Regions from separate parts of the Homo sapiens genome. Here region 1 is linked to region 2. A link is an interaction called in ENCODE POLR2A ChIA-PET data of the cell type or tissue named here. Cell type or tissue: OCI-LY7. All regions are shown on one strand. Links, peaks and the distances in the headings refer to the core of each region. The heading gives the core; the rest is flanking DNA.

Region 1 (12,713 bases), core at 2,650-7,649, 53 kb after region 2:
AGGATTTAGGTTTTCAGTCAGAACTGTTACCTTACAATTTCCTTCACTGACTTTTCTTCCTTTCCAACACCACATTCCAATAAAAAATATCTTTAGACCAGATTCTTCACGAAAGACATGAAGGTTTTCATGCTTCAAGGTTTTTGACTTTTTTTTTTTTTTTTGAAAGGAGTCTTGCTGTGTCACCCAGGCTGGAGTGCAGTGGCGTGATCTCAGCTCACTGCAACCTCCGCCTCCTGGGTTCAAGTGATTCTCCTGCCTCAGCCTCCCAAGTAGCTGGGACTACAGGCGTGCTCTACCACGGCCGGCTAAATTTTGTGTTTTTAGTAGAGGCGAGGTTTCACCATCTTGGCCAGGCTGGTCTTGAACTCCCGACCTTGTGATCCACCCGCCTTGGCCTCCCAAAGTGCTGGGATTACAGGTGTGAGCCACGGCGCCCGACCAGTTTTTGACATTTCTAAGCCAAAAGTTCCATTTGATGAGGTCTTAGATGCAGGGGCAATGTGTCCCTTTTCAGATTTCAGATGTTTAGAAAAAGATGTGTCATATTTGGGCCAACTGAAAAACTCTTGATATGTAGGTTTTTATGAAGCTGTGCAGAATGTAGGAAATACATTTTAGAACCAACAAAGAGGCATTTAATTTTGAGTGTGCCTGTCTCCTTTGAGATGAGCAACAGCTATTTTTCTCTTCAAAAGACAATGCGTGTATTTATCAGCACATTTTATATAATCAGCAAATCTAAACCTCTGAATTAGGTAAGCCCTATAGGTTTGTTGCCAGAATTAGTGAATTTATACATGCAAAGTGCTTAGAACAGTGCCTGGTACACAGTGAGCACTCAATATTATTTATTGCTATTATTATGTTTATTTATTTTATACTTTTAGAGTATAATTTTGATGTTAGGTTTGGATTGCTGAGGCCAAGCAAAATTTAGATAGACCAACCCAGCTAATCCACTAGAAAGATATTTGAGGGTTATTCCCATCTAAAGATCTATGGGATCTTTGGATATCATCTGTGAGAAACAACAGAAGTTTGTAGATAAGACAGATATAGATTCAAATGCCACCTTCACAATTTATTAGTGAGGGAACCCTTTGGTAAAATGAGCATGACAAAACCTACTTCTCAGCTTTGTGAACGTACAGAAGATCATGAATGTAAAATGTCCATGAAGTGGTAGGTGGTCAACAGATATTGCTCTAGCAAAGTGGTTAAGAGCAAGCAAACTCTGGAGCCAAAGGGCCTGGGTTCAAATCCCGATTCTGCCACTTCTTATAGTATGGCCTTGGGCAGGTGACCTCACTTTTCTGTGCCACTATTCAATGATAATATTCCTTTATTGTCCAACGTTTTGTAAGTTAAATCAGTTAATAAACACACTATGATAATGTGTTGGTAACTATTCTTTTTACTTTTAGCAGAATAACTTAAAGGAACACTGCAGGTAGGAGGGTTATACATAATCTCTGAGGGCCAGCTAGGACACTCGCCCATTTCCCACCCTTTTTCCTGTGCAATGAAGAGTATAAGAAGTGACAGTGCCATTCTAAAGGACTAGCCTTGAGTTGGCTCTAATTTATATGACTCGTGCCTGTAATCCCAGCACTTTGGGAGGCCGAGGCTGGCAGATCACTTGAGGTCAGGAGTTGGAGACCAGCCTGGCAAACATGACGAAATCTCATCTCTACCAAAAATACAAAGATCAGCCGGGCATGGTAGCACACACCTGTAATCCCAGCTTCTGGGGAGGCTGAGGCAGAAGAATTGTTTGAACCCAGGGGGCGGAGGATGCAGTGAGCTGAGATCACGCCACTGCACTACAGCCTGGGTGACAGAGTGAGATTCTGTCTCAAATAATAATAATAATTTATATGAGAAAGAAGTCATTCAAAAGCATCATTACTTTACATGTCAAATTAGAAAGGCACACCCCAGTACTAAAGCATCCTTGATGATGAAAACATTTAGAACCACTGGTTTCAGGAGCTCCATGCAATGGTGAAACAGCCTCTACTCCAAGGGTTGTTGCTCCCTGTGGGATTCCTGGGTGAGGAACACACTGCTCCCGTTGGGGTGGAATCCTGTGGAGGAAGTGGATGAAGAGTGTAGCCAAGTCAGTGAGCCTACTGCATGGGATTAGAGTACTTCAGGTTGCAGTATAATTCTGTTCAGGTGCATGCTCACTCCATCTGGCGTAAAGAACAGAGAAATTAAACCATTGATTCACAGAGCAATATGAGTAGCTGCCTGGGGACTTCCTGTCCATTCTGGGGTCCCCAACAGCCAATCAATATTGGCCGGTTCCTAATCTGACCTAGAGCTAGAGGCCACTAGCACCCCTCCATTCATCCTTTCTTCTCTCCCTACCCACTCCCACCAGCATTCTGAGGAGGTGAGGGCTGAAGCTGCAGAGGCTGTTGTACTGTCAGTTACTGTAAAGTCCCCATCCTGCTCTCTGTAGTTTGCTGTGAAGGAGTGGAGGGGGCTGGGAACAAAGGGGGTTCCCAATAAGCAGCTTACTAATACCTACCCTTGCTTCTCTCACTTCCTGATCAATAATTCCCATCCTTTCTTCATGTACCTCCCCCACATTTTTGTTCTTTAAGGGAAGAAGGGAGCAGCTTTCCATCCCCACACAATGTTGGGGACATTTGGTATTATACATTATGAAAATAAGATTTACCAGATTTTAGAGATGGAAGAAAACTTGGGGATGATCTTGTTCCATTCTCTTATAAGAACAAACAATATTTGGAGAAGCTGAGTAACTTGCTTTTTCAACTTCACACTTGAAAGTGTTTTCATGAGGAAGTTGGGGTTCTCTGCAGCACTTGGATGGGAGTCAGGGACTTGGATTGTCCCAATTCTGTCACTAAATTTGGACAAGCCACTTAACTTTTCCAGAATCTAGTTGCCTCATTTCAAATATTAGGGAAATTTCTAAATGGCTTAAAAGGAGCTTGTTAGCTTTAAAATTTTATGATTCTAAGTGTATGCTGCCAGAGATATGTAGCATAGCAGGACACATTAACAAGATTATTGAAACTGTTCTAATAAAGGACATCTTTGTGTCTTGGGTAGCTACTATGTTTAAAGACTGTGCTAGGTGGGAGTTGTGCAGAATACACAGGTTTGCTGTAGAGGGATAGGGCGTGTACACAGACAACTCTACTAACAAGAACGTTACTAGAAGCTTATTGGAATCACAGTATTTCTTGCTGAGGGTATGAAACATAAGAGTTCTCCTTGGAATATGAGGTTCTATTTGGGGCTTAAAGAATGGTCAAAGGTTGAGTGCAAATAACATGGATTGAGATGGCTTTAAAAAATAATCAAATGGTTTGTTAGTATTAAACTGGTGCAGAAATAATTGCAGTTTTTGCCATTCCTTTTAATGGCAAAAATTGCAGTTACTTTTAAACCAAATCCCTAATATTATTTGCATAGTTTATCTCTGTTATGGAAGTTTTTATTGACAAGTAATGTAGATATTCACCTGATCTAAGTTACCCTGAATCTTATATTAGCAGAATCTGAATTGCTTATAAATAATTATGGCTATGTTGGATGTAGAACTTATTATTTGATAGTTTATGAACAGTGCTAAGGTCTAATCTACTTTTTACAGAGAAGCTAAGAACATGCTACAGCTGGTTGAAAAACAAAAACTTCAGGCATTGAAATGTTTTGTCAATGAAATGGCAGGACTCATTTGATGACTGATTATTATCAACTGATTTAAATGACTGAATTTTTGGTACTGTGTACATCTATACTCTAAGAAGGAAATTGAAAGTAATTCTGCTATGCTTGTTGCCACTATATTAATAACTGCATCATCTAAAATAATTGATAGAGCTCAGATTTATCCTTTGTAATAATTCTAGTACTTCTTTAAACATGTTTTGGGATTAGCAGCTGTCAACAGTTAGAACATGAAACAGATTCTGTTACAGGAGTAGAAGTCGATCCAGACATTTAATGTCATTTTCACCTGTGAGAGAGAGAATAAAGAGAAAGAGAGATCATTATTTATGGGATTATGTGAACTTCAAGTCCGTTTTCATTATTAGGAGAAGCTGTGCTTTAAAGGACAGTCAGGGACTTTACTTTCATGAAATGCCTGAGCTGTAAATAAAGTATTGCTTTATTTTTTATTTCTTGAACATTTGAAATAAAAAATTAGCTATGAGTTATGTTCAAATTATATTATAAAAATTTGCTCTTAGCATTGTGCATATATATTATACAGAAAAACACAGAGTAAAAAGAATAGACTTCAGTTCCTGTTCAGAAAAGGTTTAAAATTTGAATACTGATTTTGGAAACCCCAAACCTTAAGAATTCAAGAAGCTTACGGTCTTCTTGAGGGACACCTATTCAAACTCTTAAATATGGTGATTGGGTAGAAAGTGCAGAAAAGCCTGCTGATACATGCCCTAAAACACCTTGGAAAAAAGAGGTGGTAGTTGCTTGAGGTAGGACTTAAGTACTAGTTGGAAATAGAAGACAAGGATGGAGACTGTTGGTAGATGACTCTCCATGGGTCCTTCCTGTTTCTACACACCTTGTAAGCAGGGCATTGAGTGCCTGTGTTCCAAACTACCTTTTCCATCATGTTTCTACAGCAAACAGTCATGGAAGATAGAAATAGAGTCTTCCTCTGGAGCAAAGGGCAGACACGCTTGCTTCCTGTACTTCCCACTATAAGATATTCCGGCTCCCTAAACTCAGCTGCCTTTCCTGTAACCCACCATGATACAGATGTCACCTGACCTGTGGGAATTGGGGGTCAGGGAACCAAGAGAAATGCTGACTGTCTGGCTACTGTGACTGCCCTGAGTAATAAATTGTCCTTCGTCTCCAACCCAGGAGTCTCATGTTTTCTACCAGCAGGATAACTGTGGCGGGCTAACGTGTTAGTTTGCAAGTAAGGTAAAATCTCAGACCCTTTGCAGTTTGTGGCAGGGATTATATTCTGAGGAGAGAGGAACCGTATGCACCATGGCTCAGAGGCATGAGAAACGGGGAACCATAACTAGTTCTCTATCTTCAGAGCCTTTAAAAGGTGCACCAAGGAGGGCATTTTAGGGGAGAATATAAAGTTGGAGATATAGACACAGCCAGATTCCTGAGAGACCTTATATGCCAGGTAGAAGACTTCAGATTGTATGGGGGAATTATTAGAGAATTTTTAGCAGGGGTGTGATATGATAAATTTTGTGTTGATTAAGTTACTCCAGGAAATATGCGATGGGTGGATTGAAGGATGGGGCACCTTTTCTCTAGGACGAAAAAGAAAGAGTAGTTGGTGAAGTCAGTTAGAGGTAGTAATAGGATGAAGAAGGGATCTGAATGACCCCTTGGCCATTCAGTGAGTAGTGATGCTATTCACCTAGATACAGCACATAGGAGGGAAAAGAAATTCTGGGAAGGAGGGAGATGAGACCGAGTTAGCTTTAAAATAACTAAATTCAGGCCTAGGAGCCTATAGGCTATCCAGATAGAAATATTTAATGGCCTATATGGATCTGGAACTCAGGAAGGAGGCTTCCGTGGGAGCAGAACACTTGGGCACCATTAGGGTGTATGTGGTAGATGCATTCTTGTGCAGCAGTCAAGGGGATGGGATTTAGACTCAAGTGCAAATTGCCCCCCATCTCCTGTGATAAGTGACTGAAGCTCTCCGGGCTTCAGTTTCCTAGTTCATCATAGTGGGCTCTAGCGGATAAATGTTACAAAGGTTAAATGAGACAACATAGGCAAAGTGCGTGGTACTCAATAGAAGTCAGCTGCTGTCATCAGCAGCAGGATCACCAGAATGTGGTGCTTGACACCAAAAGATTAGGTGAGATTGCCCAAAACAGCAGGTGAAATGAGGGGAGAGGATGAAGTCAAACACAGGAAGAAAAGCCTTTGAAGTATGTGGAAAGAAACAACCAGAAAGGTAAGATAAGAACCAGAAGAGATTCAAGAAGGAAGGTGTGGCCGGGCGCGGTGGCTCAAGCCTGTAATCCCAGCACTTTGGGAGGCCGAGGCGGGCGGAACACGAGGTCAGGAGATCGAGACCATCCTGGCTAACACGGTGAAACCCCGTCTGTACTAAAGATACAAAAGAATTAGCCGGGCGCGGTGGCAGGCGCCTGTAGTCCCAGCTACTCGGGAGGCTGACGCGGGAGAATGGCGCGAACCCGGGAGGCGGAGCTTGCAGTGAGCCGAGATCGCGCCACTGCACTCCAGCCTGGGCGACAGAGCGAGGAGCCGTCTCAAAAAAAAAAGAAAAAAAAAAAAAAGTAAGGAAGGTGTGGCCAAGATTGAGAAATTCGTCAGAGCAAACAAGGCAGTCAGGGGCTAAATAGCCTCCTTTAAATTTTACAACCTTGAGGACCTCGGCAACTTTAACAGAATTTCAGTGGATCCCTAGGGCAAACCAGGCCTTACAAACCAGGAATGGATGGTCAATAGGAAGTGGAGACAGTAAGTGTAGACCTTACCTTGGAGGGAAGGAAGAGAAAGAGCCATGGCCAAGGGAAGTTTGAAATCAAAGGAAATATCTTTTTTTTTTTTTTTCGATTGGAGAGACCTCAGTTATTCTTTTAAAATACTTATTGAGCCCCTCAGTTATTCTTTTAAAATACGTATTGAGTCCCTACTTTGAGTCAGGCACTATGGCAGACACGAGGGAGATAGCAGTGAATCAGACAGATGCAACGCCTGCCTTCATGGAGTTTCACCTTAGCATCTGTCCATATGCTAGGGGAGTGGGGCAGGGGCAGGGAGCTGGATACAGGAGAGACTGAAGATCCAGGGAGCAAGTGAGTAAAGAATAGGGCTTGAGATCCCACAGACAACTCAGCTTTGAACAAAAGGGTTTTGTCATCCAATAGGACAAGAAGGCGTTAGGATACATCAAACGTGGTTGTTGAAAACAGAAAAGGGCTGGGCACTGTGGCTCATGCCTATAATCCCAGCACTTTGGGAGGCCAAGGTGGGCAGATCACTTGAGGCCAGGAGTTCGAGACCAGCCTGGCCAACATGGTGAAACCCCATCTCTACTAAAAATACAAAAATTAGCCAGGTGTGGTGGTGCATGCCTGTAATCCCAGCTACTTGGAAGGCTGAGGCAGGAGAATTGCTTGAACCCAGGGGGTGGAGGTTGCAGTGAGCCACGATCGTGCCACTGCACTCCAGCCCGGGCAACAGAGCGAGACTCTGTCTCAAAAAAAAAAAAAGGAAGAAAGAACATAGACAGGGAAATGTAGTTAAGGGAGTTTGGGTTTGGGTTTGGTAGAAGCGTTTTCTGTTTTTTGTTTGTTTGTTTTCAGAAAGAGTCTCACTCTGTTGTCCAGACTGGAGTGCAGTGGCACAATCTTGGCTTGCTGCAGCCTCTGCCTCCTGGATTCAAGCAATTCTCCTGCCTCAGCCTCCTGAGTAGCTGGGATTACAGACACCTACCACCACACCAGGCTAATTTTTGTATTTTTAGTAGAGACGGGGTTTCACCATGTTGGCCAGGCTGGTCTCAAACTCCTGACCTCAGGTGATCCACCTATCTTGGCCTCTCAAAGTGCTGGGATTACAGGTGTGAGCCACTGCACCTGGCCTAACATTGATATCTGTTGATGAGAAGAAGCCAGGTGTTGGAGTGATAGCTTATAGCACATGAACTGAATAAAACAGTGTTTAAGACAATGTTTGCAACATAATAGGCACTGAAGACATGTTAATGGAAGGTGGATTTGTGATTCAGAACCTCTAGACTACCTGGGCGAGTCTTTTAAAATGTAAGTAATATCTTAAGTGATATTACTTGTCCCAGATCAGTTGTTTAAAACTGAGGTTTAATGCTGTCAGAGTAGCACTGTATCGTCTTCTATCATGGGGGCCTTTGTTGGCTTTAGGAGGTTTGTGTTTCATAGTAGTTTCCCAGTGGGCTCTTTGTTACCTGTAATGAGTGTGACAGTTATGCCATAACCAGGTTTTATATGGAATACAATTTTGAGAAAGTTCTTTCTAGGCAGAGAAGCTTATTTGAACCTCTTATTATATTTGGGTTTCAGGCTTTTGAGTTCTTCTGAAATAATAGCCCTTTGAAGGTAGCTATTGCTATGACTTCATTAAATTCTAATGCCTCTGGTTTTCTCCCCCAGGTTTCTGCATATGAAGTGTGTAAAATAGATTGCTTGATCCAAAACAGAAAAACAGTGATAACTGTTTTGCTGAGTTCCCAGACCCTTCCCAAGATGGAACCAATAACATTCACAGCAAGGAAACATCTGCTTTCTAACGAGGTCTCGGTGGATTTTGGCCTGCAGCTGGTGGGCTCCCTGCCTGTGCATTCCCTGACCACCATGCCCATGCTGCCCTGGGTTGTGGCTGAGGTGCGAAGACTCAGCAGGCAGTCCACCAGAAAGGAACCTGTAACCAAGCAAGTCCGGCTTTGCGTTTCACCCTCTGGACTGAGATGTGAACCTGAGCCAGGGAGAAGTCAACAGTGGGATCCCCTGATCTATTCCAGCATCTTTGAGTGCAAGCCTCAGCGTGTTCACAAACTGATTCACAACAGTCATGACCCAAGTTACTTTGCTTGTCTGATTAAGGAAGACGCTGTCCACCGGCAGAGTATCTGCTATGTGTTCAAAGCCGATGATCAAACAAAAGTAAGTGAGATGGAGATCCAAAAGACTAAGGTGTGGCTGGCTGGTTTTTATTGTATGGGGGTCAGGATATTTATTTTAAGTATACTGAAATGAATAAGGAATTAATGCTGCAGTTATAAATTGATTACTTAGCTGAATTTTTGTTTTATGGTGATAGTTTATAGTTTTAAAGCACATTTGAAAACAGATACGAGAAATTATCAGTTTTTGAGTTCAAAAATTCAAGAGAAATCAGTCTAAAACTACTAATTAAGAGCAGAAGTGTTAAGATGTACATTATTTCAGATGAATGTTCTAAAGCCATGCCTCTCAAACTGAAATGAGCTTGTGAGTCACCTGGGGATCTTGTTAAAATGTGAATCTTGATTCAGTAGGTCTGGGGTGGACCCCAAGACTGCATTTGTAACAAGCTGCCAAGAAATGCTGATGCTGCCCTTTTGCAGGTTGCACTTTGAGTGGCAAAGTTCTAAATCTCCACATTTGTAATCCTATTAAGAAAAATATAGTCATTCGTAAACTGTGTAAAAATGCTACTGGCCAGTTTCCCAAGGCATAATGTTCACTTAGGCAAAGGTCATTGATAAGAACGCTGGATATGCATCTAAGTTTTGATGCGATCAGGGGTTCTTTGTGTTTTTTTCTTTCGCAAACCTCAGGTCAGATCTGATTAGCTTGTTATTATCACATGATATGGCTGAAAAAAAATGTGAGACATGGTAAAAGTTCTGCTCTTTCCTCGTTCATTTGTGCTTGCTTTGTTATTAGCATTCGTTGTAGCTCTGGGCAGGACTCATTTGAAGATGCTTGCCCATTTTATGAGGATTAGCTTAGATAAAATTGAAAATATAATGCAAATAGCAACTTTCTCAGTTGGGCTCAGGGCTCCACAGCTAACCCCATGGACTGTGGAGTCTTGCCGTTGTTTTGGGTGCCAAGCAAGCCAAGTCACATGTGATTCAAGCTGTCTGCCACATGTACAGGGCGAGGATGCGAGTGTCAATCCACCTGTTAACTGTCAGTGAAGCCTTGAAAGCTTCTCATATTTTCAAGGTTAAAATCTGGATAGAAATGCTAAAGTTTTCTCTCTGCACTCCATTAGGTTATTTTATGTACTCTCTAGGGTGTAAGGACCTTATTTAGAAATTAATATTCTTGGTATCAAGTAGATGCCCTTTTGCTTGTTCATTTGTTGGTTCTTCTAGTCATTCAGAATTGCTGTTGCAGGTACTGTTGGAGATGATATTAGCAGAGGCTTGTAGGAAGGCAGGAGCATCAGTGGGGAATAGGACCAGGTGATCTATGTATAGGACATAATGGAAGGACTGAGAAGGGAGCCTAACACACACCCAAAGGGTAGAGAAGGCTTTGTGAAATAAAGGCTAATATGGAGCTCAAAACCACCATTTCACTCACAGAATCAAACTCTCATATTATAAATCATTTCATGTTATTGTCCACACATCTCAAGTGGGCACGGCAGCATCAGGCTTGGAGATTCAGAGGGACTAACTTCCTGTACTCTAATCCTACTTCTGCACCCATAAACTGGGTGGCCTCAGGCAATTGAGTCTGTTTTCTTATCTGTTAAATGGGGATAATTACAGTATTTATCCAATAGAGTTGCTGGAAAGACTAAATGAGGTAGCACTCGACCTGAAACTTAGTAAGCATTTATAGCCATAAAAACATTTTCATTCAAGAAAATTTTACTAGAGGCAGATTATATGCTAATTTCATTTCACGTCTTAGGTAAAAAGAAACATGATACCTAGATGAGTGCCTTCAGCTTTCAAAGATGAGATTCTGGTCATATTTGAGGAACATTTTAAAAACTACACGTATAACTTAATGGCTCCTATTATTTGGACAAATTCCAGAATGAAAATGAGAGGACTGAACAGCCTGTACCTCAGTCCAGCTCTATATAGTATTTGGACTGAATTTCCTTGGGGAGAGTTTGTGCGTGGAATCGTTGTTCAGCATTTTACACATTTGACTCTTTCCCAAAATCTTTTACGGCCATCTGAGAATAGGCTTCTGGCCAGTCATTCGGATGCCTGACAAGAGAAAGAGATTTATAACCAAATTCTGTAATTGGGACTTCCAGTCTTTCCCCAAGTAGAGAATTGGACTTACTCTATATGCTAAAAACCCATGGTTGAAATATGAATTAGTTCTTAAGTGATTTTTGGCTTGCATACCATTTTTGCAAACACAAATTGTCATTACTCTGCTCATTTAATAAAAGAATAATTTGTAGTATAGGTATATACCTCAATCAGTGATTTTGTTGTTGGAAACAGAACAGTAAATCACACTGGCCATGATGCTAACAGCGTGATAGATTTTCTGTTCTTGGGACACCAATGTCACTGTATCTCATAGCGAAGGATTATCTGCTGTAGGAGCATTCTCTTGACTACTTATAACATTTGCTGGGTGAAATAATTCTCCAGGTTAAGGCCTCTTCTAAACAGATGAGGTCAGCACTAACTGCATTTGCCAGAGAAGACATATGCATTTACTGCCAGCATCATAAACACAAAACTACAGTTTGCGAGGAAACCCTTTGACCAGCATCTAATTAATTCACTGAGTAATGTCTTGGGAGAAGAGGCATGTAAAGGAACAATTTTATAAGCATGCCATGAGATTGTTTTCTATTGTATGTTCCATAGAATATGAGGAAACTTCAAAACATTTTGTGGAAAAATTGAATTAAAAAGTAAAAAACACATATATACATAAGCTTTATTTCTCAAGATAAACTTTATCAAGTTCAAGACACTTTTGTAAGCAATGTTAACAGCCATTGAGTCGGTCTCTAAAGAACTGAGGGTCCTGGGAATTTAACCATGTTTATACAGTCTTTTATACATTATTAACTGGAGAAAAATTGGCGCTCTTTAAAGATTTTTTAAAATTGAGAAGCAAAAGGACGTCAGAAGGAGCCAAATTAGGCCTGTAAGGTGGATGCCTAATGATTTCCCATGGAAACTCTTGCAAAATTGCTCCTGTTTGATGAGAGGAATGAGCAGGAACATTGTCATGGTGGACAAGGACTCTGGTGAAGCTTTCCCAGGCGATTTTCTGCTAAAGCTTTGGCTAACTTTCTCAAAACACTCTCATGATAAACAGATGTTATCATTCTTTGGCCCTCCAGAAAGTCAACAAACAAAATGCCTTGGGCATCCCAAAAAACTATTGCAACCATTTGCCCTTGACCAGTCCACTTTCGCTTTGACTGGACCACTTCTGCTCTCAGTAGCCATTGCTTAAATTTGTCTTGATCTTTAGGATTGCGCTGGTAAAACTATGTTTCATCACCTGTTACAATTCTTTGAAGAAATGCTTCAGGATCTTGATCCCACCCGTTTAAAATTTCCATTAGAAACTCTGCTCTTGTCTGCAGCTGATCTGAGGGCAATGGTTTTGGCACCCATCTAGTAAAACGTTTGCTCAGTGTTAATTTTTCATCCAGGATTGTGTAAGCTGAACCAGCAGAGATGTCTATGATATTGGCTAGTTGGTCCTCTTCAATGAGGGCATGAACAAGATGAATATTTTCCTCAAACAATTATCTGGATGGTCTGCTGCTGCAGGCTTCATCTTCAATATTGTCTCGTCCCTTCTTTTTCTTTTCCCCCCCGCTTGAGACACAGTCTTGTTCTGTTGCCCAGGTTGGAGTGCAGTGGCCCGATTTCGGCTCACTGCAACCTCTGCCTCCCGGGCTCAAGCGATTCTCCTGCCTCAGCCCACCAAGTAGCTGGGATTACAGGTACACATGATCGTGCCTGGCTAATTTTTGTATTTTTAGTAGAGACAGGGTTTCACCGTGTTGGCCAGGCTGGTCTCGAACTCCTGACCTCAAGTAATCCACCTGCCTTGGCCTCCCAAAGTGCTGGGATTATAAACATGAGCCACCACACCTGGCCTCATCCTTTCTTAAAATGAGTTATACATTTGTAAGCTGCTGATTTCTTTGGACATTGTGCCTATAAACTTTTTGTAAAGCATCAGTGATTTCACCATTCTTCCACCCAA
Region 2 (12,713 bases), core at 5,067-10,066:
ATTTTTGCATTTTTAGTAGCGACGAGGTTTCACCACGTTGGCCACGCTAGTCTCGAACTCCTGGCCTCAGGTGATCCACCCAGCTTGGCCTCCGGAAGTGCTGGGATTACAGGCATGAGCCACCACGCCCGGCCTTTTCTCTGTTTTTAAATTTGGTTTGTAGTTCTTTTTCTCAGCTATCACAATTAGGAAACTTCTTGTGTCGAAATCTGAATTCACCTCAAACCCTGTCTTGTCATGAATATTTTTGACAAGCTGGCACACCCCTGTTTTATACAAATGTTTTATTCTAAATACTATTCATGGCTAGTACAGAGAGCATGCTCGGCATATTTGAGTAAGACTTTCATCAAATCCTTCATGTAGCACAATCTAAAGAAGAAGACAGTAGGGACTATGACAGTTGTTGCTTTGACATAGACAAAACTTTTAAGAGCTGGGCCAGATGCTGAGAATATGTTTTGGAAAATGTGATTTGGATGCAGTTAGTCACATCTAGTAGAAATGAGACTGTATTGCTACAGAAGGAGGTTCCAATTCATTTTGTGTTTGCCGGCTCTAGTGCACTGACAGGTAGATGCAGCACCCCTAGGCTGTAAATAACCTGCTAGACACTCTATTCACATCTAAATGTAGTTCAGGTTTCATTGTTTGATGGAAAAATTGTCATGTATTCAAGCATCCTAATTACCTTCTGTACTAAGTGTTAATAGCTATTAATTTTATGTCAGACATGAATTGAACCAGTGTATCATGATCCTCTGCCCACACTGAGGAGTCGTCCTCCCCTTTTCTTTGGCCCAGAACACCTGAGAGATGTGACATAACTTCCAGGGTGTTCAATGACTGCAGTGATTCTTGGTGAAAGGGTGGAGGGGACGGACAATTTAAATCTCAGGTTGCCTGTGTGTAATCAATGTCATTTGCCACAGTAGGGGGAATAATCCAACCCCTTCTCCCATTTTGGGAAGTAGTAGAGATGGGAGCTAAGTTGAAATATAAATATTTAACCCTGGAGTGAGAGATAAATGAGGAACCTGTAAGAGCATTCTCCATTCCCTCAAATTTTTTTTTTTTTTTTTTTTTTTTGAGACAGAGTTTCGCTCTTGTCTCCCAGGCTGGAGTGCAATGGCAGGATCTTGGCTCACTGCAACCTCTGCCTCCCAGGTTCAAGTGATTCTTCTGCCTCAGCCTCCCAAGTAGCTGAGATTACAGGCGCCCATGCCTGGCTAATTTTTTTGTATTTTTAGTAGAGACAGGGTTTCACCATGTTGGCCAGGCTGGTCTTGAACTCCTGACCTCAAGTGATCCACCTGTCTTGGCCTCTCAAAGTGGTGGGATTACAGGCGTGAGACACCACCCCTGGCCCCTCAGTGTTTTCCTCAATGTTTTCCTTAAAAGCAAATGAGAAAGGAGGAGAGGGAGAAGCAGTTGGAGGGAGTAAACTGAATCCACAAACTTCTGTCTCAGGTAGAAGCATTGAAAGCATTGGAATGGAGGCTTAGACCATCGTTGTGTTTGAAGAATTTTCTAGCTCTACCAAGTAGAAGATGGAATGAGAAGGCACTGAGGAAATTACTCACCTTTCTTATTAGGAAATACATCCTGGAATTATGAGCAGCCAGTTAATTCTAAGGGTAATTGCATACTGCTGGGGTGTGGCTCAAAAATATTATGCTATTTATATATTATGTTTATTAAAAGGGAGCAAGTTGGCATGAACAGTATAAAATAGACATTTTAAGAATATCTGGTTATTTTCGTTAAAAACTGTTTGTTCTTGTTTCCTGCTATGTTACAGCCCTTCACAGTATCACATTTGAAACTTTGTGCTGGAATCATGATAACTGCATCTCACAATCCAAAGCAGGATAATGGTTATAAGGTATTTTCCTTTTTCTACTCCACACGTACATCCTTCTGTAGGAATCCTGTATCTGTAATTTTTGGGACCATAGGTAATAGGTGCCTTATTTCCATTAACTGTAAACCTTCTGAATGTGTTCCTGGGTCCTCTAGGTCTATTGGGATAATGGAGCTCAGATCATTTCTCCTCACGATAAAGGGATTTCTCAAGCTATTGAAGAAAATCTAGAACCGTGGCCTCAAGCTTGGGACGATTCTTTAATTGATAGCAGTCCACTTCTCCACAATCCGAGTGCTTCCATCAATAATGACTACTTTGAAGACCTTAAAAAGTACTGTTTCCACAGGTAAATGAATTGTGTCTTCACTGACCTTAAGTGAGTTAATGTGATTCAGCCAAATTCTATTAGTGTTTGTGAAGTTTTTCTCTTTAATTTGCTCATGTACTACAGCTGCATCTGATTTTATTTTATTTTATTTACTTATTTTGAGACAGGGTCTCACTGTGTCACCCAGGCTGGAGTGCAGTGGCACGATTTGGCTCACTACAACCTCTGCCTTCTGGGTTCAAGCGATTCTTGTGCCTCAGCCTCCCAAGTAGCTGGTATCACAGGCGTGAGCCACTGCACCCAGCTAATTTTTTTGTATTTTTAGTAGAGACAAGGTGTTGGCATGTTGGCCAGGCTAGTCTTGAACTCCTGGCCTCAAGTGATCCACCCACCTTGGCCTCCCAAAGTGCTGAGATTACAGGTATGAGCCACCACGCCCACCCAGCTGCATCTGATTTTAGAGGCTGTAGATCAAGCCTTGGCAAACTTTTCTTAAAGGGACAGATAGTAAATATTTTTGGCTTTGAGGTCCACACAGACTCTTTCTCAGCTACTCAACTCTGCTGTTTTAGTACAAAAGCCATCATAGATGAAATGTCGGCGAAGGAGTGCAGACAGAAGTGGGTGGCTTGCCCATAGGCCATAGTTTGCTGACCTGTTATAGATTCCATACATGTATGTGATTCATACATATTCATACATGTAAGTGTGTGTGTGTGTGTGTATATATATATATATATATGTATGTTTTTAAAACTTGCTCAAAAGTCTTGAATAGCAAACACTGGTATTTTTCTATCTTTCCAAAAATTTTCTGTGCATATGCAAGCGTATATATATATATATATATATATATATATGTGTGTGTGTGTGTTTGTATATGTATAATATACTTCAAAACCATAAATAGGAATATTTGTGTGTGTGTGTGTGTGTGTGTGTGTGTGGTTTGTTCTGTGCACTTTTCCCCCCAATTAATTTGTCATGGACACCTTCCTGTGTTAGTCCCTATTAGTCCTGACTTTCTGTCTTAAAGGCTGCTGCACCGGTGTATTTAACTCAGTGACACAGACTCAGTCCTTACCATCAGGTAGGAAGAGGTGTAGCAGAGTGACAGTAGTGTCTGCTTGAGTATGCTGTAGGTCCCACCCCTCCTGATTGTCCCCCTAGCAAGAAACCACTGATTCAAAGAAACTGAACTTGTAGGTTTGTCTTTGATACTGTATTTGTTGGATCAGCTGATGGTGCCCACTCCAGTGCAGAGTATGAAAGCCCAGTCCTGCCTGAAGGGAGCAGCCGTGCCAGCTGAGTGTTGCCCACATGAAAATATAGGTCCCAGTTGCCAGATCATCTGAGTTCTCCTCTTCCCAAAATAACTGGAAACCTGGATTTTGTGTGTGAAATCTCCTAATTCCTACGTGTTGGACCATTTTTTCCAATGGTGTGTAGTCCAGACAAAATACGTCTGTGAACTTTCCCTCTGCCCCTCTGATTTAACTTCACGAAGAATGAGGCATTTCTGCTTTTCCACTCCAGGTAGCTTGGGAGTTAACTCCCCTTGTGCACAGTTGCTTGAGTATGTGTGTGGGTGTGTGCGCGCGTGCATGCACGTGCATGTGTGTGCGCATGTGTATCCGTAAGGTAACTTTCTGGCATCAAAATTGTATGTGCATTCACAAAGTTGATAGTGCTTAGCAAATTGACCTCCAAAAATATACCAGTTGGTGCTCCCACCAACAGTAGATGTTGACAGCATATGATACCTACATTTCCTCCTGCTCTGTGATCCAATTTCTCATTTTTCCTGATTTGCTAGTTGAAAGTAATAGCTCACTTTTATTTGTATTCTTTAATTAACCTATATTTTCTATGTGTTTGTTCACCTTTTATATTTATAAACATCTTTGTTTATAATATATATACATATATACATATTATATATACATATATGCATATACTATATATATAAAATATATTTTTTAGATGTTTTCTGTTGTCTTTGGAATTTTCTATTGAAACTGTTTGCTGAACTGTTTAAAAATCTGTATAATATTTATTAGTCTTATTTTATAGCTTCTGGGTTTTATGTCATGCTTAGGAAGACATGCTCTATAGCAAAATTATTAAAGTAATAGCAAAATATTTCCCTTGTTCTTTCTCTAGAACTATCATGTTTGTGTTTTATAATATTTAAATCTTTTGTTTCATTAGTGATTTTTAATTTTATATGGGGCATGAAGTAGGAAAGCAGATTAGATTTTTTTCTAAAAGGTTTGCAGTTGTACCAACATCAATGGAAGAATCTTTCTTTTTTTTCTTTTTTGACTAATTGGAAAGGTCACCTTTATGCAACAATTTCTAACATTAATCAAGTGCTTATTATATATCAGATAACTGCTGGAGGCCCTTCACATGTCATTTTTTTTCTTTTTTTTTTGAGACAGGTTCTCACATTGTCACCCAGGCTGCAGTGCAGTGGCATGATCTTGGCTCACTGCGGCCTTGACCTCCCAGATTCAGGGAATGCTCCTGCCTCAGCCCTCTGAGTAGCTGGTACTGCAGGTGTGCACCACCATGCTCTGCTAATTTTTTGTATTTTTTTGTAGAGATAGGGTTTCACCATGTTGCCCAGGCTGGTCTCGTATTCCTGAGCTCAAGCAATCCACCCGCCTCGGCCTCCCAAAGTGCTAGGATTAGAGGAGTGAGCCACTGTGCCCGGTCAACATGTAATTTCATTTAATCCTCAGAGTAATGCCAGTAAATTCTGGTATATTATCATGCATGTTATAGATGAAAAAACTACAAGGAAGAGTGGTTAATAGCCAGCAGTCACACAGCTTATAGATGGCAAAGCTCCAGGATTTAAATTCAGAGTCTGACTCCAGAGCGTGTTAACCACTCAGCATTATTACTTCTGTGTTCATCTCCCATTTCAAATTAGATCAACTTCTGAACTCTCTATTCTGTTCCTTTAATCTGCCTTTTTATGTCTAGTACCAAGCTGTTTTAATTACTGTAGGTTTATTATGTATTTTAAAATCCAAGAGAGTTGTTTTTCCAGATTTTTCTTCCCTAATCTTACATATTTATTTTCCAAGATGCATTTTATTTTCAGGGTATGCTTGTTTTAAACCACAATTCTCTTAGATAAGACCTTGTTCATTTATTCATTCCCAAAAGAAATGGATAATAACCTAAGATTCCAGCCATCAGAGCACTGGAAGTTTTTAAAGCCTTTTATTTTTCTGTAACTTCTCCTGTTAATTTTGGTATCTGTTGTTAGTCTGTATAAAGTCCCTAAGTCATGGCATGGTATCAAACAGGATTGTTACTTGGCAAACAAAAAGTTTTATTTATTTATTATTATTATTTTTTTTTTTTTCCTGAGACGGAGTTTCGCTCTTGTTGCCCAGGTTGGAATGCAGTGGCACAATCTCGGCTCACTGCAACCTCCACCTCCCAGGTTCAAGCGATTCTCTTGCCTCAGCCTCCCAAGTATCTGGGATTACAGGCATGCACCACCATGCCCAGCTAATTTTGTATTTTTAGTAGAGATGGGGTTTCTCTGTGTTGGTCAGGCTGGTTTTGAACTCCTGACCTCACACGATCCACCTGCCTCGGCCTCCCAAAGTAAAAGTTTTATTTTTTATATCTTTATGTATGGGATAACCCAACACATTTTGTTAAAAAGGACATTTTGAAAATCATTTCTGAAGCTGATAAAAGACATTTGGGAACCTGTCGCTTTGGGGATGTGTGGGTGTGTGGAGCCCTGGAACTGTCCCGGGCTGGCTGTAGCACTGTCAGGGCACCTGTCAGGCCAGCAGTGAGTCTCGTGTGGGAACATGAGCTTGAGGTTCTTCTTTGTATCTCACTCTAGATGGGATGCATAAAACAAAACCTGAAATAATCAGATTTGCTGAAAATAACTACAGAGTAGAATTTAAAACTTGAGTATGTTGAGGGAAGGAATATATATATCTGGGAGAGAATGGATACGTTTTGTTTTTCTGAAATGGAATTAGAAAGATGTTCAGTTGTCTTGTGCATTCTTGCAAACCTTGCAGTTTTGAGAGCCCTGTTTCTGCCTTGTATCATTTTCCACTGTGTATCTGATTCTAGGAGCGTGAACAGGGAGACAAAGGTGAAGTTTGTGCACACCTCTGTCCATGGGGTGGGTCATAGCTTTGTGCAGTCAGCTTTCAAGGCTTTTGACCTTGTTCCTCCTGAGGCTGTTCCTGAACAGAAAGATCCGGATCCTGAGTTTCCAACAGTGAAATACCCGAATCCCGAAGAGGGGAAAGGTGTCTTGGTAACCTAATTTTTTTTTAAATTATGAAATCTGCTTTTATATTCAAAACTATTACTGTCAAGTAAAATACATTTTTATGTGTTTTCATTGTGCTGAAGAAAAACTAATTTCAGCATGGAAATATGTATGTTTGGCTGGGTGCAGCGTCTCATGTCTGTAATCCCAGCACTTTGGGAGACCAAGGCAGGCAGATCACTTGAGGTCAGGTGTTCGAGAACAGCCTGGCCAACATGGCAAAACCCTGTCTCTACTAAAAATACAAAAATTAGCTGGGTGTGGTGGTACATGCCTGTAATCCCAGCCACTTGGGAGGCTGAGGCGCTAGAATTGTTTGAACCTGAGAGATGGAGGTTGCAGTGAGCTGAGATTGCACCACTGCACTCCAGCCTGGGTGACAGGGTGACAGAGCGAGACTTTGTCTCAAAAAAAAAAAAAAAAAAAACAAGAAGTATGTATATTTGTTAGTCATTAATTTCTTAAAGGATCTTTCAAATTAAACACCCCAGGATCAGGATATGAGAACTGAGCTCTAAATGGTGCTTCAAATTCAGTTAATTTAATTTAATTTAATTTGCCGTGTCTCCTTAATGCCAAAAAGAAGCAGTAATAGAGTGAAACTTTAGCAGGTTATGATTTTTATTTCTTGTCATTTTTCTGATATGAAGTGTTGCTTACATTATGGTTTCTGTAACATTTTTAAAGGTTGGGGTAGCAGTGGCATTCAGAGAATCAGTTTATTTTGTTTTATTTGTGAGGCTGATCACACAGCAATGCCCCGAAATACCAGTCCAACCACAGACCTACTGGCGCATGTGCAGCAGGCACACTGGTAGGCTTGGGTCACACACCGATGCTCCCATTATCTGACCTCTGACTTAGGAAGATACTATGTGACCAACCAAGACCAGCTGCAGCTTTTGTTTGCTAAATTTCACTTCTGGAGCTGTCTTGGTTGGTCCTATATTATCTTTCTAAGAGGGGAAAGACCTCTTGAGTTCTTAAGGAACTGAATGTTTTTAAAGACTATCATATGCTCGATTCTTGATTAAATAATCTTTTATTTTCATATTCTTCTTCAGACTTTGTCTTTTGCTTTGGCTGACAAAACCAAGGCCAGAATTGTTTTAGCTAACGACCCGGATGCTGATAGACTTGCTGTGGCAGAAAAGCAAGACAGGTAAAATTAATTGTGATTACCTATATTATAGAACATATAAAGGATGATCTCTTCATTGGTAAAATGTTTCTGGGGAGACGGGACCTATTTGGAAACATTTCCCATTTATTTTGCAAATGATCATTTCACTGAACCTCCTGTAGAGTCTTCTAATGGAGAGCAAGATAGAGATCTAGTGTGGGGGGAGGTTACGTGATTGGCAAGCATAATGCAGAGTAAATCAACCCAGTATATATTTCAAATTGAAACTCCTATTTGGGAACTTCTCATTTTGTAATTGATCTTTTTATAAGTAATGTCTCAGTGTCTAATGAGGGTAAAGCACTTTGGTGCTAGCTGTATGCTTCAGTATTTGCTGAGGGGTTTAGGAGGGAGCAGTACCTTCAAGGAGATGCTGAATTTAGTTTGGACAGACCAGGGAGGAATTCCTGTGGGGTATCGGCACAGTGTTTAAGACAAGTCTGACCAGAGAGTTTGTACAAAGGAGAAGTAAGTACGTGGGGCTAAAGTTGAAAGGTAGGCAGGGCCCAAGCAATTTTGGGCGTCAGGTAGCCTATGTGATGTTTTGGGGGCAGGAGGGTGCTGCTGCTGAAATGGTAGGGTTTTCAGATTGTGATAAAACAGGTTCCATTCTATATCAGTGTTGAGAAAGTTAAGCTAAGATGATACGTCCTGATAGGTGAGATTTACTTCTAGCCATCTGGACTGCCAAGAGAAGCAGAAATTACACATCTTTTCTCTGATGTTCTGACCATTTAGGACTGAGCTTGATCTTAAGGGGTACTGAGCTGTCCCCTCTCAGAATCAGCAATACTGACCAGTCCAGAAATTGAGATAGCAAAACTTACTCTATATATGGGGGATCTTGCCAGCATATTTGTTATATTTAAAACCAAAGGCTTTGCCAAAGATTAATATAGAGCCATTGTGTGTCATGTGTGACATACTTATTTTATACAGTCTTCAAAGACAGGATGTCTGTTCAGGCAAACTGGCTGATATATATGGTAGCTGCTCAGATGTTTGTAAAATGGCAGTTACATTTCTGACCAGTTATTTAAAGATGATGAATAACAAGAACAGCCTTGCAGAAAATACTTAGATGCTTTGTTTGCTAAATTGTTTTATCCCCATGACACTTTAGAGTCTTCCTTAAGATTATGGAAATGAATGGTGGTTGTTGTTTTTTTTTTCTTTCAGTGGTGAATGGAGGGTGTTTTCAGGCAATGAGTTGGGGGCCCTCCTGGGCTGGTGGCTTTTTACATCTTGGAAAGAGAAGAACCAGGATCGCAGTGCTCTCAAAGACACGTACATGTTGTCCAGCACCGTCTCCTCCAAAATCTTGCGGGCCATTGCCTTAAAGGAAGGTTTTCATTTTGAGGTAGGGTGTTTCTGGGACTCACTCATTTTCCTTTCATCTGCTCTGTAGAAGATCTAAGGCATGTCTTTCTCTTTTGGATTATCCCTTTAGGAAACATTAACTGGCTTTAAGTGGATGGGAAACAGAGCCAAACAGCTAATAGACCAGGGGAAAACTGTTTTATTTGCATTTGAAGAAGCTATTGGTAAGAAGTGATCATGAACATTAAGGAATTGGCTGCAAGGCAAAAGGAAAAGGTTTGGATTGGGATTCAAAGATCCACAGTGAAACACGGTTTATTTTGCCTCTCCAGCACTCAGGTTGAATGTCGAACTGTCCTACTCCAAAATTGACATCTCAGATGATTTACAGCCAAAAGGAATGTCTTAAAAACAACTAAGTCATTCATGTCAGAATCCTTTGCCTGGATGACTCAAAACAGTGACATTGTATGCTTGGCTGCCGGTACATGTATTTTGGGAGTTGTGATGTTTCCTCCACTGTGGTGGTTAATATCCAGGCCTAAACACTGTGGTATTTAATGTCCCTCCTCCTCCAAAAGTGCTAATGAGGATCTATGCTACGGTCTAGCCAGAGGAAAGGAGAAGGAAGGCATGGTTTGCTGCTGTCATCAGAATGATACTCACCCAAAAGGATGACCCAGGTCCAGCCAGAATGACAGAAAAACCCTTGTCCTAAACTGTCAATATAAATGAACAGAAAGGAGAACTAGCTATAGAAATTTGAAACTCACATTGTACCAAACGCTTTTAGCTATTAATTTAGTAAAAACTATTATGCATTAGATTTATTTATATTCATTTGTATATTCTCTGCAACACTAACACATGATTTAACTAATCAAAGCATAATCGCTCAGGTTCTGCTCTTTTATTGTCAGATTTGGCAGACTTGTCTTTCCGTAGCTTTTTATTTTAAGAAAGATTTTCTTTCATTTATCAAGTATTAATTGCATGTCTATTACTCAGTGACTCTAAAAGAAATGGATGGCACTGACCTTAGCCTACAGCAGCTTAGATAGATTTAGTTAAGTAATCACACACAAGAGTAGAGGCCAGATGTCAAAATGAATAATGTAACTAACAAATACTATTGGGATTCAGAGAAGAAAGAGATATGTATTGACTAGGACAATTAGAAACAATTTCATGAGCTGGAAGGAGTTTCATGACTCTAGTGATTGAGCACCATGTGGCCAGGAGGGAAAATCTTGCAGGTTCTTCAGCAAATACTTCTTGAAGGCCTGCTATGGGCTAGGCACTGGGCTAAATTCCTAAACATAAGGTATTAATGAGAAATGTGCATACACGCAACACTGTACAACCTCTAATATGCAATAGCCAGGATTCATACTCATATGTGGTTTGACACAGTATTGTATAGATGTATGTATGACGTGTGTTTCTGCAGGATACATGTGCTGCCCTTTTGTTCTGGACAAAGATGGAGTCAGTGCCGCTGTCATAAGTGCAGAGTTGGCTAGCTTCCTAGCAACCAAGAATTTGTCTTTGTCTCAGCAACTAAAGGCCATTTATGTGGAGTAAGTTGTTATTGACTCTGTTGGATTGAAATAATATTTTGAAATGTTCTATTATATACTTATGCATGAGATACTAATATCCTTTCTAATGCTCTTATTTTGGTGATGAATTCTATTTCTTATAAAAATTAAATAAGGCTGGGCACAGTGGCTCATGCCTGTAATCCCAGCACTTTGGGAGGCTGAGGCGGGTGGATCACCTGAGGTCAGGAGTTCGAGACCAGCCTGTCCAACATGGTGAAACCCCGTCTCCACTAAACATACAAAAATTAGCTGGTTATGGTGGTGGGCACCTGTAATCCCAGCTACTCAGGAGGCTGAGGCAGGAGAATTGCTTGAACCTGGGAGGCAGAGGTTGCAGTGAGCCGAGATCGCGCCATTGCACTCCAGCCTGGGTGACAAGAGCTAAACTCTGTCTCAAAAAAAAAAAAAAAAAATTTAAAAAAACTAAAGAGATCACCTTTTCCTTTTGATATGTAACAAGTTAGTAATTACTATTCCCGATCGCATTAATTCTTAACAAATGACAACATGAAAGAATGTGATTTTAAGTGTCCAGTATCAAAAAAGATTGAATGTCTTCATAATACATCTATTCATTTTTTTGTAGCACTTACTCAACTCTGCCTTGCCAGTGTAGTGCGTAAGCATCCAAAGAGAATACAGAAATGCGTGTGACCTGGCTCTCTGTGCAAATGCAGGCGGAAGACCAGGCAGTCATTTGGTGATCCCTGGGGTAGATTGTTGGACCTCTTTTTTTTTTTTTTTTTTTTTTTTTTGAGACGGGGTCTTGCTCTGTCACCAGGCTGGAGTGCAGTGGTGTGATCTCGGCTTACTGCAACCTCTGCCTCCTGGGTTCAAGCAATTCTCCTACCTCAGCCTCCCGGGTAACTGGGATTATAGGTGTCCCCACACCTGGCTGATTTTTGTACTTTTAGTAGAGTTAGGGGTTTCACCATATTGGCCAGGCTGGTCTCAAACGCCTAACCTCAGGTGATCCACCCACCTTGGCCTCCCAAAGTGCTGGGATTACAGGCGTGAGCCACTGTGCCTGGCCTAGACCTCTGTTTTAATGGTCTTTTAAAAATTATTCCTTTGGCGTCAGTTTTGGCTGTTACATTTATTTTATTATTTATTTTATTTTATTTTATTTTTTGAGATGGAGTCTCTCGTTGCCCAGGCTAGAGTGCAATGGCACAATCTTGGCTCACTGAATCCTCCACCTCCTGGGTTCAAGCGATTCTCCTGCTGCAGCCCTCTGGAGTAGCTGGGACTACAGGTGCCTGTCACCATACCCGGCTAATTTTTGTATTTTTAGTAAAGACGAGGTTTCTCAATGTTGGCCAGGTTGGTCTCATACTCCTGACCTCAGGTGATCTGCCCGCCTCGGCCTCACAAAGTGCTGGGATTACAGGCGTGACCCACCACACCCAGCCATATTTATTTTAGAATACACTGGTTGGTACATGTTCTGTGTCCACCCTACAAAATTATTTGTTCCTCATGTGCATGAATTTGTATTTGTTTGATAGGTATGGCTACCATATTACTAAAGCTTCCTATTTTATCTGCCATGATCAAGAAACCATTAAGAAATTATTTGAAAACCTCAGAAACTACGATGGAAAAAATAATTATCCAAAAGCTTGTGGCAAATTTGAAATTTCTGCCATTAGGGACCTTACAACTGGCTATGATGATAGCCAACCTGATAAAAAAGCTGTAAGTAATGTCTTCTCTTTTCAACTAACCTCTTTTCTATTTACCTTTTAAAATAATTTGAATAAATTATTTAACCATACAATTAATTGAAGCTGATTTTAGGCACTTAGGCGTGATTATAAATAAGCTATAAAAAATATATGGAAGCCGGATGTGGTGGCTCATGCCTATAATTCCAGCACTTTGGGAGGTTGAGGTGGGCAAATCACTTGAGATCAGGAGTTCGAGACCAGCCTGGCCAACACGGCAAAACCCGGTCTCTATTAAAAAATACAAAAATTAGCTGGGCGTGGTAAGTTAAAAACCGCAGGCTAGAACTGAAAGAGACTCTACTAGGCTGGGAGCGGTGGCTCACACCTGTAATCCCAGCACTTTGGGAGGCCGAG

The links. ChIA-PET counts read pairs that join two places held together with the same protein. Peaks named below come from ENCODE experiments on the same cell type or tissue, not always from the same donor. Only the 100,000 strongest peaks of a DNase experiment are listed, where the experiment ranks them.
Region 1: POLR2A ChIA-PET joins it to region 2 with 5 read pairs; 6 of 35 experiments call an interaction of 5 or more read pairs at or near these places.

The regions. Positions count from the first base shown.
Region 1 is chr4:37,893,844-37,906,556 of GRCh38, forward strand. TBC1D1 (TBC1 domain family member 1) reads left to right here. Exons shown (of 22, transcript NM_001396959.1): 2 at 8,160-8,669. The coding sequence starts at 8,253. Among named protein-coding and RNA genes, the nearest start is that of TBC1D1, 9.1 kb to the left of the region's middle. RefSeq lists enhancers at 5,708-6,246, 7,421-7,984. In OCI-LY7, for the core only: no CTCF peak of the experiment used is centred there; no DNase peak of the experiment used is centred there.
Region 2 is chr4:37,838,047-37,850,759 of GRCh38, forward strand. PGM2 (phosphoglucomutase 2) reads left to right here. Exons shown (of 14, transcript NM_018290.4): 5 at 1,802-1,885; 6 at 2,020-2,213; 7 at 6,318-6,507; 8 at 7,587-7,684; 9 at 8,885-9,065; 10 at 9,156-9,249; 11 at 10,476-10,605; 12 at 12,138-12,327. Among named protein-coding and RNA genes, the nearest start is that of PGM2, 18 kb to the left of the region's middle. In OCI-LY7, for the core only: no CTCF peak of the experiment used is centred there; DNase peaks (open chromatin) are centred at 7,365 and 8,705; H3K4me3 peaks cover 2,570 bases; H3K27ac peaks cover 4,108 bases.